3 separate regions of the Homo sapiens genome follow, and regions 1 and 3 are each linked to region 2. Evidence: chromatin contacts called from ENCODE Hi-C or POLR2A ChIA-PET data. All regions are on one chromosome and are shown on one strand. Each heading gives the region's core, a stretch centred on a gene start or an enhancer-like site at or near the end of the contact. The rest is flanking DNA. Distances are from core to core; before and after follow the strand shown. Region 1 overlaps DNAH8 (dynein axonemal heavy chain 8). Region 2 overlaps KIF6 (kinesin family member 6). Region 3 has its middle 200 kb from the start of MOCS1.

Region 1 (4,355 bases), core at 52-2,551, 760 kb before region 2:
TTAGGATTTCAGCAATGTACTCATCAAAGACTTTATGACCCTCTTTTGGAAAAATGATTGTCAGATGATAGCTTCGTATGACAGAAACTTCATATTTTATATACCTGCGCATAAAGAATGCTGATTCTAAGATGGATGCGAACTGAATAGAGATGTCTTGATAGATAATTTCTGGACCTCTTGGGAGTTCTAATTGTCATGAAAATGTAAAAACAAATAGTATATGGTATGCTTTGATGTAGGATAAGAGTTAAAGGAAAACAATGAGGATGAATAAAAGTGAGGTTGAAATGAGGATGAAAATATGGTATAAATAAAAAAAAACTATACAGATTTTCACAGTTTGATCAGTTCTGTGTGAGGGTAGAGTTTTTGAATTTTCGATTCCTGAACAAATGTCTCACTTTCTTTTCCCTATTTCTTTTACTTTTCTCATAGGACTGCATTTTTCTATTCAAGGAATATCAGGCATCTTTTCATAAAACAAGGAAACTGATTTCAGAATCCTCAGGGGAAAAATCTTTTGAGGTTTCAGAAATGTATATATTTGGAAAATTTGAAGCTTTTTGCAAAAGACTGGAGAAGGTAAGCATTATGCAGTCATCGTACCCCACTCCACACCACACCTTTTTGGTGATTTTGTACTTTATGTAGTGCCATTGAGAATTATTGTTCCTGATCTCTTGTCCACTATTGTTATGACTTGTCTAATATTACTTATAGGTCACTGCATTTTATTATAACTTATTTTTTCATTCCTGGTTACTGCCTTCTGCCAGTAACACAAACGCTATGGTCAACTTTCACATCTCTCAAGACCTCAGTTTACCTCTACCTATGAAACTTCAACTTAAAAGGCTCTGCTTTTAACTGTTATATTAGGCTGAGAAAAAGTATGAGATGAAATACCTGCAATGCCTGATAGAAGTCAGTAGTTGTGGAATCTCCGGATGTATAAGCATGTCCTCTTTCTGAGCCAGTGTATATGGTGTATACAAAAACATTGTGCGGGTGATATCTTTTCTGGACAGACATAGGTTTGATTAATTTATTAGGACTGGTTGGGAAGGAGTGACATTTTTTTGGGGGATATAGGCCAGCCCATATCAGAGACTTCTTGGAGTCATCCTTTGAAAAGTCTGTAAAGATCTCATTTAGGTATTCTTCCCCCAACTTCGCTAATTCCCTGGATCCTGCTAGTATTTAGAATCTTGTTCATCATTTGTTGGAAAGTAATGCGGAACATTACATAGGTTGAAGACCTAGACATGTTTGGAAGCCTATTTTTATTAGTAACTTCCTGATCAAGCCAGGACAGGAAAGTATGAGTAATGAACAGAACCAAGTTGCTGAGTGGGATCCTTCATACATACTTCTTTGAAGCTGTTTTTTAAATTTGTTTCTTTAACAGCTTTATTGAGACATAATTAATATACTATTTACCCACTTACAACTGTACAAGTCAATGTTTTCTAGTGTATTAACAGGGTTGTGCAATCATTACCACAATCTAATTTTAGAACATTTTCACTCCCACTAAAAGAAACCTTATGTCCATTATCAGTCACACCCCATTCTCTCCTCTCCCCAGTTTTAAGCAACCACTAATCTACTTTCTGTCTCTATAGATGTACCTCTTCTGGACACTTTATATAAATGAAATCATACAATATGTGGTCTTTTGTGGCTACTTTCACTTAGCATAATGTTTTCAAAGCTCATCTATATTATACCATTTTTCAGAACTTCATTCCATTCATCATTGAAGAATATTCCATTGTACGGATAATATCAGTTTATTTTTCTACTCATCAGTTGATGAACATTGGGATTATTTCCTCTTTTTGGCTATTATGAATAATGTTGCTATGAACATTTGTGTACAAGAGTTTGTGTGGGCATATGTTGTCATTTCTCTTGGGTATATGTGCAGAAGTAGAATTGCTAGGTCATATGGCAAATCCATGTTTAACTTTTTGTTGATAACCCCAACTATTTGCCAAAGTAGCTGCATCATTTTGCATTCTAACAGCAAAGTATGAGGTTTATGATTTCTTTTTTTTTTTTTTTTTGAGACGGAGTTTTGCTCTTTCGCCCAGGCCAGAGTGCAGTGGCGTGATCTCGGCTCACTGCAAGCTCCACCTCCCGGGTTCACGACATTCTCCTGCCTCAGCCTCCCGAGTAGCTGGGACTACAGGTGCCCGCCACTACGCCCGGCTAATTTTTTGTATTTTTAGTAGAGACAGGGTTTCACCGTGTTAACCAGGATGGTCTCGATCCTCTGACCTTGTGATCCACCCACCTCGACCTCCCAAAGTGCTGGGATTACAGGCATGAGCCACCACGCCCAGCTGAGGTTTATGATTTCTTCATATCCTTGCCAACATTTGTTATTATCTGTCCTTTTGAATTTAGCCATTCTACTGGGTATGAAGTGGTATCTCATTGAAGTTTTGATTTGCATTTCCCTGAGGGCTAATGATGTGGAGCATATTTTGATGTACTTTTGCCCATTTGTATATCTTCTTTTAAAAAACATCTATTCAGATTCTTTGCATATATTTAACTGAGTTATTTGTCTTTTTATTGTTGAGTTGTAGGAGTTCTTTATATATGCTGGGTATAACTTCCTTATCAGATATATGATTTACACGTATTTTCTCTTATTTTTGGGTTATCTTTTCACTTTCTTGATGGTGTCCTTTGAAGTACGATAGTTTTTAATTTTAATGAAGTTCAATTTATCATGTTTTTCTTTTGTTTTCTTTGTGTTTTTAATGTCATATCTAAGGAAGTGTTGTGTGGGGCTGTTTTATGCACAATAGATTTTTTTAAACATTTTTATTTATTAAATTAAAAAAATTGAGATGGGGTCCTGTTTGTGTTACTCAGGCTGGAGTGCAGTGGCATGATCATAGCTCACTTCAGCCTTGAACTCCTCAGCCTTCTGAGTAGCTGGGACTACAAGCATATACCACCATGCCTAGCTAATTAAACTTTTTTTTTTTTTTTTTTTTTTTTTTTGTAGAGATGGGGTCTTGCTATGTTGATGAGCTGGTCTTGAACTCCTGGCCTCAAGCAGTCCTCCTTCCTCAGCCTCCCAAAGTGCTGGAATTATAGGCATGAGCCACTGTGCTCAGCCAATAGGGATTTTTTTGGGGGCAAATGTTCAGTTAGGCTACTAGCACAAGTCAAATTAATAAATAGGTCTCATTGGTCAGGACAAAGATGCTTAATGTTCTGACTCCACTAGAGCAAAAACCTGGAGGTGGGTCTCAGTTACCCCTACCCCTATTTTCCTGGAGCCAGAACCCTTGCCCACCTGGGTGTCGCTTTGAAATTTGTAGTTTCAGGACTAAACCTTATTAGTGGTAAAGATCTTTGGGGGTGGGTCTAATGCTGAGTAGAATGGTCATCCATCTGTGAAATAGCAGCCCAGGAATTCCTCTGATGCTAGAGGAAGTGGTCTGTAATGACCAGCTGCATCAGCTGCACCCACTCTGGTCTCTGGAGAAGCCCTGCCTCTAGTTTGAAGAATACAACTTCAAGCCACAAGTGCTCAGCAACCAGAGCTAAGGTAGCACCCCCTAGAGGCCTTACCTGAAATGCATCCTGATTGCTAGGTTATCCCAGCTCCTCTGTGCTAAGAACGACAGACCGGCATCTTTCCCATTGGATAATTGGTGGATATTGGTGTCCAGACTCTCAAAGGTGGGGCTGGCGAACTTAACCCTGAAGTATGTCCAGGATTTTACATAATCCACAAGAGGTGGTTACTGAGCTGCCCAGGTGGGCTTCCTCTGATGAGTGGGGTACGGAAGGGGCAACTGTTTGACTACCCTTGTGAACTCTTGCATAGATGAAGAGGAGAGCCACAAGTGTGCACTAAGAGCCTATTAGGGAAGGCCGAGATTCGAAGTTGGAATGACCAAGTGGCAAAGTCGAAGGGCAGACAAGACTGATGTTGGGGTTGGAGAGCTGAGATTTCAGAGTTAGACAGATATGTTGGGGCCCTTCGAGGAGTAAGTGAAGAAGGCTCTAGTGTGTCAGTGTTAGGATGCCTGAAACACATCTTTTTATGGCAGGTATAGACTTGATGGTGCACTGAATCCTAAATAGCAAGAACGAAATGTGTGCAACAGTCTTTGCTTCTTCCTCTTCCTGCCATGTAAATTTTGGTGAATATTGGTGTTTCCCAGAGCTCTATCTTCAGTTTTGTTTTCTTCTCACCCTGAACATTTGTGGGAGAGAAGAGAAAAGGTGGAGAGCTGGTATTGCTGGGGGAGATTTGAGGATCTGGAGCTAGTAGGTGAGGTAGGGTCTCCACTCATGGTGATGCTGAGATGAGGGAATCA
Region 2 (4,417 bases), core at 1,520-4,019:
CTCCACTTATTCAATAAAGAAAAGTAAGAAATTAAAACAATATGAAAGCATACAAAGTTAAAAGAAGTTCCCATCTATTCCTTTACTCCCTCTCCCTAAGGCAACCATTCTAGCAATTTCTCACTTATTTTTCTAGCCTTATTTCTTCTGATTTCCTGCACACCTCCAAAGCTCTGGCTAAACAAATATCCCTGCCAACTCTACACGGGTTTCCTTGTGTCCCTGCTCCCAAGACTTTGCTCATATTATTCTTTTTTTAACTTGTATTTTTAGTTGTAAATGGACAAATTATCATTGTATATATTTATGAGGTACAAAGTGATGTCATGATTTATGAATTCAATGTGGAATAATTAAATAACACTAACATATCCATCACTTCAAATACTTATCATTTCTTTGTGGTCAGAATATTTGAAATTTACTCTGTCAGCAATTTTGAAATGTACATTATTTATTATATTCATTATGCAGTACAATATATCTCAAAGTAAAAGACAACACTTCTCCCATCTAGTTGAGGCTTTGTACCCTTTGACCATCATCTCCCTATCCCCTCCTCCCAGCTTTTGGTAACCACCATTCTACTCTCTGCTTCTTTGAGTTCGATTGTTTTAGATTCCATGTATAAGTGAGAACATGTGGTATTGTCTCTCTGTGCCTGGCTTATTTCAATTAGTATAATGATCCCCAGTTCCATCTATGTTGTCACAAATGGCAAAAAGTCTTTCCTTTTAAAGGTTGAACAGTATCGCATTGTGTATCTGTACCACATTTTCTTTATCCATTCATCTGTTGATGGACATTTAGGTTAACTCCATCACTTGGCTACTGTAAATAATGGTGAAGTGAACATGGGAATGCAGACATGTCTTTGACATCTTGATTTCAAATCTTTTGGATACATATTGATTTCAAATCCAGAAGTGGCATTACTGGATCATATAGTAATTCTATTTCTAGTTTTTCTAGGAACCTCCATATAGTTTTCCACAATGGCTGTATTAATTTACATTCCCACCAACAGTGTACAAGGGTTCCCTTTTCTCCACATCCTCCCCAACACTTGTCATCTCTTGTCTTTTTGATAATAGCTATTCTGACAGGTGTGACTTGGTATCTTATTGCAGTTTTTAATTTGCATTTCACTAATGATTGGTGATATTGAACATTTTTTCATGTATCTGTTCATAGACTGGAAGAATTAATATTGTTAAAATGTCCATGTTACTAAAGTGATCTATAGATTCAATGTATTCCCTATCAGAATTCCAAAATCATTTTTCATTGCAATAGAAAAAACAAATTCTAAATTTCATATGGAACCACAAAAACCCCTGAATATCCAAAGCTATCATGAGTAAAAAGAACAAACAGCATGGTCCTAGCATACAAATAGACTCATCGACCAATGGAACAGAATAGAGAGCTCAGAAATGAACCACACATGTAGACTCAACTGATTTTTGACAAAGATGCCAAGAATACACAAGGAGAAAAAGAGACTCTTCAATAAGTGGTGTTGGGACAACTATTTATATGCAGAAGAACAAAACCGGATGCTTATCTCACACCATATTCAGAAATCAACTCAAAATGGACTAAAGAGTTAAACTTATCTGAAACTGAAAAATTACTAGAAGAAAAGATGGGGGAAAAAACTACATGACACTGATCTGGGCAATAATTTTTTAGATTTGACCCAGAAAGTGTAGGCAACAAAGGCAAAATTAGACAAATGGGGTTACATAAAAATAAAAAGCTTCTGCAGAACAATGTAAACAACAGAGAGCAGAGGCAACCTATGAATTGGGAGAAAATATTGTAAGCCATACAGCTGATCAGGGATTCATATCTGAAATAGATAAGATATTTATAAGAAAATCCAATAACTCTACAGAAAGAAAACCAATAATTCAATTTAAAAATGGGTGACCTGGCCAGGCGCAGTGGCTCATGCCTGTAATCCCAGCACTTTAGGAGGCCAAGGTGGGCAGATCACAAGGTCAAGAGATTGAGACTATTCTGGTTAACACAGTGAAACCCCGTCTCTACTAAAAAATACAAAAAATTAGCCAGGCGTGGTGGTGGGCGCCTGTAGTCCCAGCTACTTGGGAGGGTGAGGCAGGAGAATGGCATGAACCCAGGAGGCGGAGCTTGCAGTGAGCCAAGATCATGCCACTGCACTCCAGCCTGGGCGACAGAGCGAGACTCCGTCTCAAAAAAAAAAGGGTGACCTGATAGACATTCCTCTTAAGAAGACATATAAATGTTCACATTATTCTTTAAGACTGAGATGTTCTTTCTTCCATCTTTGAATGTCCAAATTCTGCCCATCCTTTGAGATTTAACTTTCATGTCACCTGCTCTGTAATGCTTTTCTCAACCTACTTATTAAATCCTCTCCTTCTCCTTTGAATTCACAGAGTATTTCTTCCAATTCCTGCTTAGAGCACTTGTTATTTCAGTCTCTGCTCTTTGGGTACAAAGCCAGCCTCCACTGTTTAAATGTAAGCTCCCCAAACCAGAGACCCATTCTCCGTTCACCTTGGCATTGCCTACAGCATGTACCCTGGTACCCTGGGCCTTTCTATATACACAGCAGGGACTCAACAAATTCTCATTGAGGAGGAGATAAGGGTCTGGAGCCTCCAGGCTACAGCTTTGGCTTTCATTTCACCTTTTAAAATGCCAATGGCATCATCTGTGATGAGTGGGTTCTGTTGGTATCTCAAAGAGTTAAAGGAGGTGGTGAGTCATCAGGGCTCTCAGAACACTGACTGGTTCCAGGTGACTATTTAGAATAGGCAGTCAGAAAACTAAAACAGAAAGAAATTTTTAAAAAACTCCAACCTTAAAATGCCTCCTATTTTAAAGTGAACAATACAACTCTTTCCAAACTACGGAGCGGAACAATCTCTCTCATTATTTCAATGAAACCAAAACAGACATTTAAACTCCAAAACAACAACAAAAAGCCCCAAAGCCCCTAACCTTCCTTGGCCATGTCAGGCTGCTTGCGCAATGACTCTGCAGGGCTCTCTAGGGAACCATGAATTCGGTTTCATTTTCTAATCTGAAGGGAGTTATTTTCAGCATAAATTGGTAAAGTGGAGGTGAATGGGAAATGAGAGAGGGTTGTCAAAGGGGAGACAGTTTCACAGCAGTTTCAGAGATGGTCAGATTTACTTACTTTCTGCATTAGAAGCAGCCCTAGGGACAGTTAATAGAAACTGTTAACACTGACATAAGGCAGAAATTCTTTCAAAACAACATACTTATTAATTTTTTTGTATTTGGTTTAGTTTATACAAGCCTCTTGTATATAAAATAATGGAATAATAAAAGCCTGATCAGCTCCTAGAATCTTAAATATTGTAATGAACTATCCCATTACCTGTTGCTTTGCCGCCTTGATTCATCCACAACAATTTTCATCCTATTTGTAGTTTTGCCAAAAAAAAACACATCAATCCCCAATCAATCCCTCCCCCAAATGGTGAGATCATTATCATTCCATTTGTGAGCCTACCTCTGCTTAAAGTTATTGGTAGAACTATATCCAATAACAGTGAAAACAACTCAAAAACCCTTTCAGATAGAAGTCTCTTCTTCAAAACTTTAACCTCATTTGTATTTGGACCTTACAAAAAATTTCCATTCTTTTTTCAATGATTTTCTATTCAAGTAAACTTTATTCATTCTCCAAACAAAACTCTAGTCTGTCTCAATAGCAATATCAAGGGAGGAAAAGAGTTACTGAAACTCTTGACTATAATTATAAGGAAGGAGAGTGATTATAAGATGCTGTGGGGAAGAAGAATTATGAGAAGGGAGATGGTGTGGGCAAGAAGACATAGAAATAGAAAAGGCCTGGCACACAACAAGGGGCTGGGCAGTGATATCTGAGGCCATTTCTGCATGGGTACAATAGTGTGTGCCTTTGGAAAAGGCCAGTAAACAGAGCTCCTCCTCTATCATAAGCCATGAGGTTCTAACATGAGTACCGATTTTATTTCAGCAGAGATGCCAATCCCATGCTCTCTATAGCCAACAATGTCAATTGGGGAAATTGTGGGGCCAGGGAAGGCACTCACGGTTCTTGTCTCCATGAAAAGCCTCACCAGCCACCCAGACACCAGGGGGCCAATCCTCACCCTTACCCCCAGCATCCAATCTGCCCCAGATCCCTGTCCACTCGACCTCATAAATGCTTCTGATGCCCCTGCCTCTCTCTCATCATCCCTGTCCTTTGGCCTGGACTTCTGCTATGGCCTCCTAACTTGTCATGCAGTCTTAGTGTCCTCTGTCAATCCCTTCTTCCCATGTCAATCAACCTGTCGTCCCAGCCTTTCACTCCCCAGATCCTAACCACACCTGGCTTTTGTACTTCCTAAAATGCTCCTTCCACCACAAA
Region 3 (4,103 bases), core at 774-3,273, 610 kb after region 2:
GCCTTAATGCTGGCTCCATTAAGGTACTTGAGCCTGCTGCTAATAGCACCTGGTCCTGTGATTGAGACATCCACCTCCTATCCCAGGACTATCCCATAAGAATGCTTTCTCTTCACTTTCCACTTCACACCATGTTTTGGAGTTGATATTGATACCTGCAGATATACCTGGTGACTATTGAAGTAGGTACAAGATTGGAGGTAACCATAAGAAGTGGGAAGGTAACCCTAACCAAAGGAAGGGAGAAAATGAAAGCTTCAAAGTAACAGGGAGAGGAGACTAGATAGCTGATCTAGCCACTGCATCTCACTCTTTCAGGGAAACCAGCAAAAGCTTTGTGTTCTAGTCTGAGGACATAATCCTAAGGAAAATGAATTAGGACAGAGGGAAGGCCAGTATAAGTCTGCATTATGGAGTTGGCCACCACTACTAGCAACTCTAGAGTCACCCAAGAAGCTATAGCCTTAGGAAACATCTCAGAGAGACTGGAAAGATAGAGGGATGCATTATCCATTGGTTCCCAGCTCCTATCCATCAAGGTTTGTCCCTAGGTGCTAACACCCCCCCATACTTCCAGGGGGAAATGAAAGCCCAGTGGATTCCCAAGAACATTCCATGTCTCCAAATTGGAGGAAAATCCTGGGACAGGAACTGGGAGGTAGCTGGTATAAAACTGAGTTGAAGTGCTGTTGGGTTACACCAGCAGCTGCAAATGGGAAGAGGTAGTGAGGAAGAGGGGATTTGAAGTGGCACATAAGAGGTACAAGCATACCAGATGGCATGAGAAAGGAATGTAATAATGTAAGACATGCGGCTGGGTGCGGTGGCTCACGCCTGTAATCCCAGCACTTTGGGAGGCTGAGGCAGGAGAATGGCATGAACCCGAGATGCAGAGCTTGGAGTGAGCCGAGATCGCGCCACTGCACTCCAGCCTGGGCAACAGAGCAAGACTCCGTCTCAAAAAAAAAAAAAAAAAAAAAGACAGACATGCAAGTCAAATCACCCAGGTACCAGAATAAAGAGACATTTTCTAGTCACAGGCTTCAACTGGATTTTACTTAATTTTTTAAAGAAACATGACTAATAGTGACAGAAAGGCTGGAAATAACAGGATTAGCCAAAACATACCTGGTAAGTACTAAGAGGGGTTAAAAAAAATTGAGCAAAGTGAAATAAGACCAAAAGCGCTGTGGCAAAGAATGGTATCATTTTTAGAAGTGTATCTTAGTGGATTATAGACTATGTTTAGGGTATAAAGTGAGAATTCCTAGAAACTTAGACTCAAAATAAAAGCTCTAAGAGGCTTGAAAAGAATGATTCACTAGTCTCAATGTAGTGGATACACAAATTCACACCTTACAAAGATGCATTCTTGTCTCCACACTATTGATATGGCTTTTGATTATGAGCCTCTGTCCATCTTTTTGCAAGTGTGGCCATTGAAATAAAGTTGGATGGGATTTTTCTTTTCAAGTTTTTGATCTTTGCTTCTGCCAGCACAAGACCTAAAATCATTTCATTCTGAATCTCATTAGCCAATGCTGATTTTGCCCTTAGATATCAGCCTTGCTTAGGACTGAAATTTCTTCACCTAGAACACCCTCCGCCCCACCAGCACCTGACCAGCTTTGGTGAGGCTATCCCTGCTTACAGCATGGCTCTGCCAGGATTGATACAGCATGGATATTCTTTTGGGTTTCAAGTCACCTTGACATCGCCTGACTTCTTAGTAACAGAATGGAAGCCCCTACTACTTCCAAAGCCGACCAAACACTGGACTAAAAACATTCACACGATAGTCATTGCCTCTGATTCCCCATTTGAGTGGTCTTACAGGGAATTTGACAGTTCCCCATAGGAGTGAGGAGAGGCCATTTCAGTTCCCCATAGGAGTGAGGAGAGAGGCCATTTCTCCTACTGTCCCCTGTCTCCAAAGAAGAGGAAGTAAAAACTGAAAAATAACAAGAGTGATCGGTGCCACTGGCCAGGCCTGTAGGTTAAAGATTAACCCCCACCCTAACCTGCTTGTGCTATCTATAGATCAGACAACAGTATGGAGAAATACTTGCCTTGCTCACCACCCCCACACCTAGTCACATACCTCATACTTGCTCAATCTATCACAACCCTGTCATGTGGACCCCTTAGAGTTGTAAGCCCTTAAAAGGGCCAGGAACTATTTCTTCGGGGAGGTTGGTTCTTGAGACGCAAGTCTGCCGAAGCTCCCAGCTGAATAAAGCCTCCTCTTTAATCTGGTGTCTGAGGGGTTTTTGTCTGCGACTCGTCCTGCTACAGGAGCAGGGGAATGAACGTTATCCTAGTAGTAGTGAGAACTCTCCATAGGGTTTACAGGCTCCCGAGGCCAGGTTCTCCCTGCACAATGGGGATTACATTAGGATATGCAGACAGTAAAGCACAGAATTCAGGGAGAGAACCTTGGAATACTTCTAGATCAACTCCAAATAATTTTCTGGAAGATTAGAAGATGACTTCTGCTTTAAGTTCATCCTACCCATGCCCCCTCCGAATGCGACCTATTTCCATAGTAGCTGGAATTTAAGACGGAAACAACTAGTTCAGGATGTATGAATTGAACATATTCATTCTCTTTTGGGTATAAAGGTGTAAGAAACAGCTTAGGTGATAGTTAAGACTAATGCTTTTGGGTCTGTTTAAAGTGATAAGAGCTTGTTACCACTCATCTAAGATGAAAGTGAAACGAGTATGAAAATCCATTACTCCAACCCATATAATGCCAAGCATAATTCTGCCAGAGTAGACCATCCCTTGAGTGTAGTACATTCCAGCTTTTGGCCAATACAAACCAGCCTTGATTACCGTAGCTCCCAAAATTGGAGTTCTACTTAGAATCTAGTTTGACAGTAACTACGACGTTTTGAAGTGCTCATGTGGGCAAAAACAATAGTGAGCTGGCTTTATATGTTTGCAACCAGGGTCAAACACCCATCCCTGAAAGCTAGATGACATACCTTAATGATCATTTCCCATTCTTTGGAAGACTCATGGCTGGCCTCAACTGTAAGTACAAGCCTCTCAATTTACCTTATCTCATATGCCTACACAGGCTCAAACTGACTGCATGTTGTAGTGTTCTCAGTGATAGGAATGGCCTGGAGTATTCAGACAAGGAAAGGTTTGTGACTACTACCTACTTTGAAGGCTGCAGCAAAAGCTGTCAGTGCCAGCCCATATCCTGTCATATCCCATTGCCATTTTGTTGTCTTTGTCGGGAGAGTTGCTTATATGCAGAGCTTGAGCCCAAAATGCCTGGGAAACTTACATTTCCGTGTGACATTCCCATTTAATGGCATAACTGAGATTCCCATTCATATCACCTCAATCTCATCCCTAAATCCGGCTAAGACAAGCCCACTATAAGCCTGCTGACCCATGGAACTTTAGACCTGTTGCAATAGGTTCAGTTACAGTTACTCCTTTATGCTTTTTGCCTTTTTTAAACCCTTATTTCTGTCACCAAGTTATTTCTGGCCTTTCCAGAGATTTTCCCTAAGCTTATGGGCTTTTATTTTGTTCTGTTGACTTTTTACTTTTTAGTTCCACTTACTAAGCAACTACTTGTCTTGCCTTAGGTCTGTGAAGCTCAGCCCAGATCATGGCTACCTGTAGAGGCATCTGGACACTATCCCACCCACCAACATGTGAGCAACTTGTTAAACTCCCCCCAGTCCACTGGAAACCAAACACCAGCCCAGGTATGAGTCAGTATCTGGAGAAGCTCAACAAGACCCCGATATCAGGAGTCAGTCCAAAGCATCTACTGTTTAGTGACAGATGCCAAGGGAGAATCTTAGCTGACAGTGCCAACATTTGTTCATTTGTACCATGAGTTTGAATGCCAATTGCTCATCTGTACAGCTACAGTCAGACAGTCAAGCAAGTGATATTCTGCTTTCACAAGAAATGCCTTATCTATAGCTGCTGTTTATGTAAAGTTGTCCCAGTTTGAGACTCTTAGTGAAAGTACCCTGTTCCCAGGATGACTGGGACACTTGGTCACCTGTTTTTATGGCAAGCTCATGAAGTGACTTCCTTTACCCCTCACCCTTCAATTCAGGCTTAAA

The links. Hi-C counts contacts between places; a loop is a spot of excess contacts on that map. ChIA-PET counts read pairs that join two places held with the same protein, here RNA polymerase II (POLR2A). Pooled maps may share reads with other maps.
Region 1: a loop to region 2 is called in a map with no recorded cell type, with 5 times the contacts of the local background. The contact joins two enhancer-like sites. A Hi-C loop is called at or near these places in 1 of 37 single-sample maps with no recorded cell type and 2 of 50 pooled maps. POLR2A ChIA-PET finds 5 or more read pairs at or near these places in 1 of 52 experiments (common myeloid progenitor, CD34-positive).
Region 3: a pooled map shows a loop between it and region 2 (4-fold over the local background). The contact joins two enhancer-like sites. A Hi-C loop is called at or near these places in 2 of 37 single-sample maps with no recorded cell type and 4 of 50 pooled maps.

The regions. Positions count from the first base shown.
Region 1 is chr6:38,769,975-38,774,329 of GRCh38, forward strand. It overlaps DNAH8 (dynein axonemal heavy chain 8), which reads left to right. Exons shown (of 93, transcript NM_001206927.2): 12 at 439-585. Among named protein-coding and RNA genes, the nearest start is that of DNAH8, 57 kb to the left of the region's middle. Within about 2 kb of position 1,302, at least 2 of the 41 ENCODE cell types and tissues checked have a DNase peak (open chromatin) inside an H3K27ac peak, as active enhancers do.
Region 2 is chr6:39,527,567-39,531,983 of GRCh38, forward strand. The region is part of intron 13 of KIF6 (kinesin family member 6); the gene reads right to left. Among named protein-coding and RNA genes, the nearest start is that of KIF6, 200 kb to the right of the region's middle. RefSeq lists enhancers at 2,811-2,950, 3,061-3,120, 3,141-3,220. Within about 2 kb of position 2,770, at least 3 of the 41 ENCODE cell types and tissues checked have a DNase peak (open chromatin) inside an H3K27ac peak, as active enhancers do.
Region 3 is chr6:40,136,533-40,140,635 of GRCh38, forward strand. No RefSeq gene overlaps it. Among named protein-coding and RNA genes, the nearest start is that of MOCS1, 200 kb to the left of the region's middle. Within about 2 kb of position 2,024, at least 2 of the 41 ENCODE cell types and tissues checked have a DNase peak (open chromatin) inside an H3K27ac peak, as active enhancers do.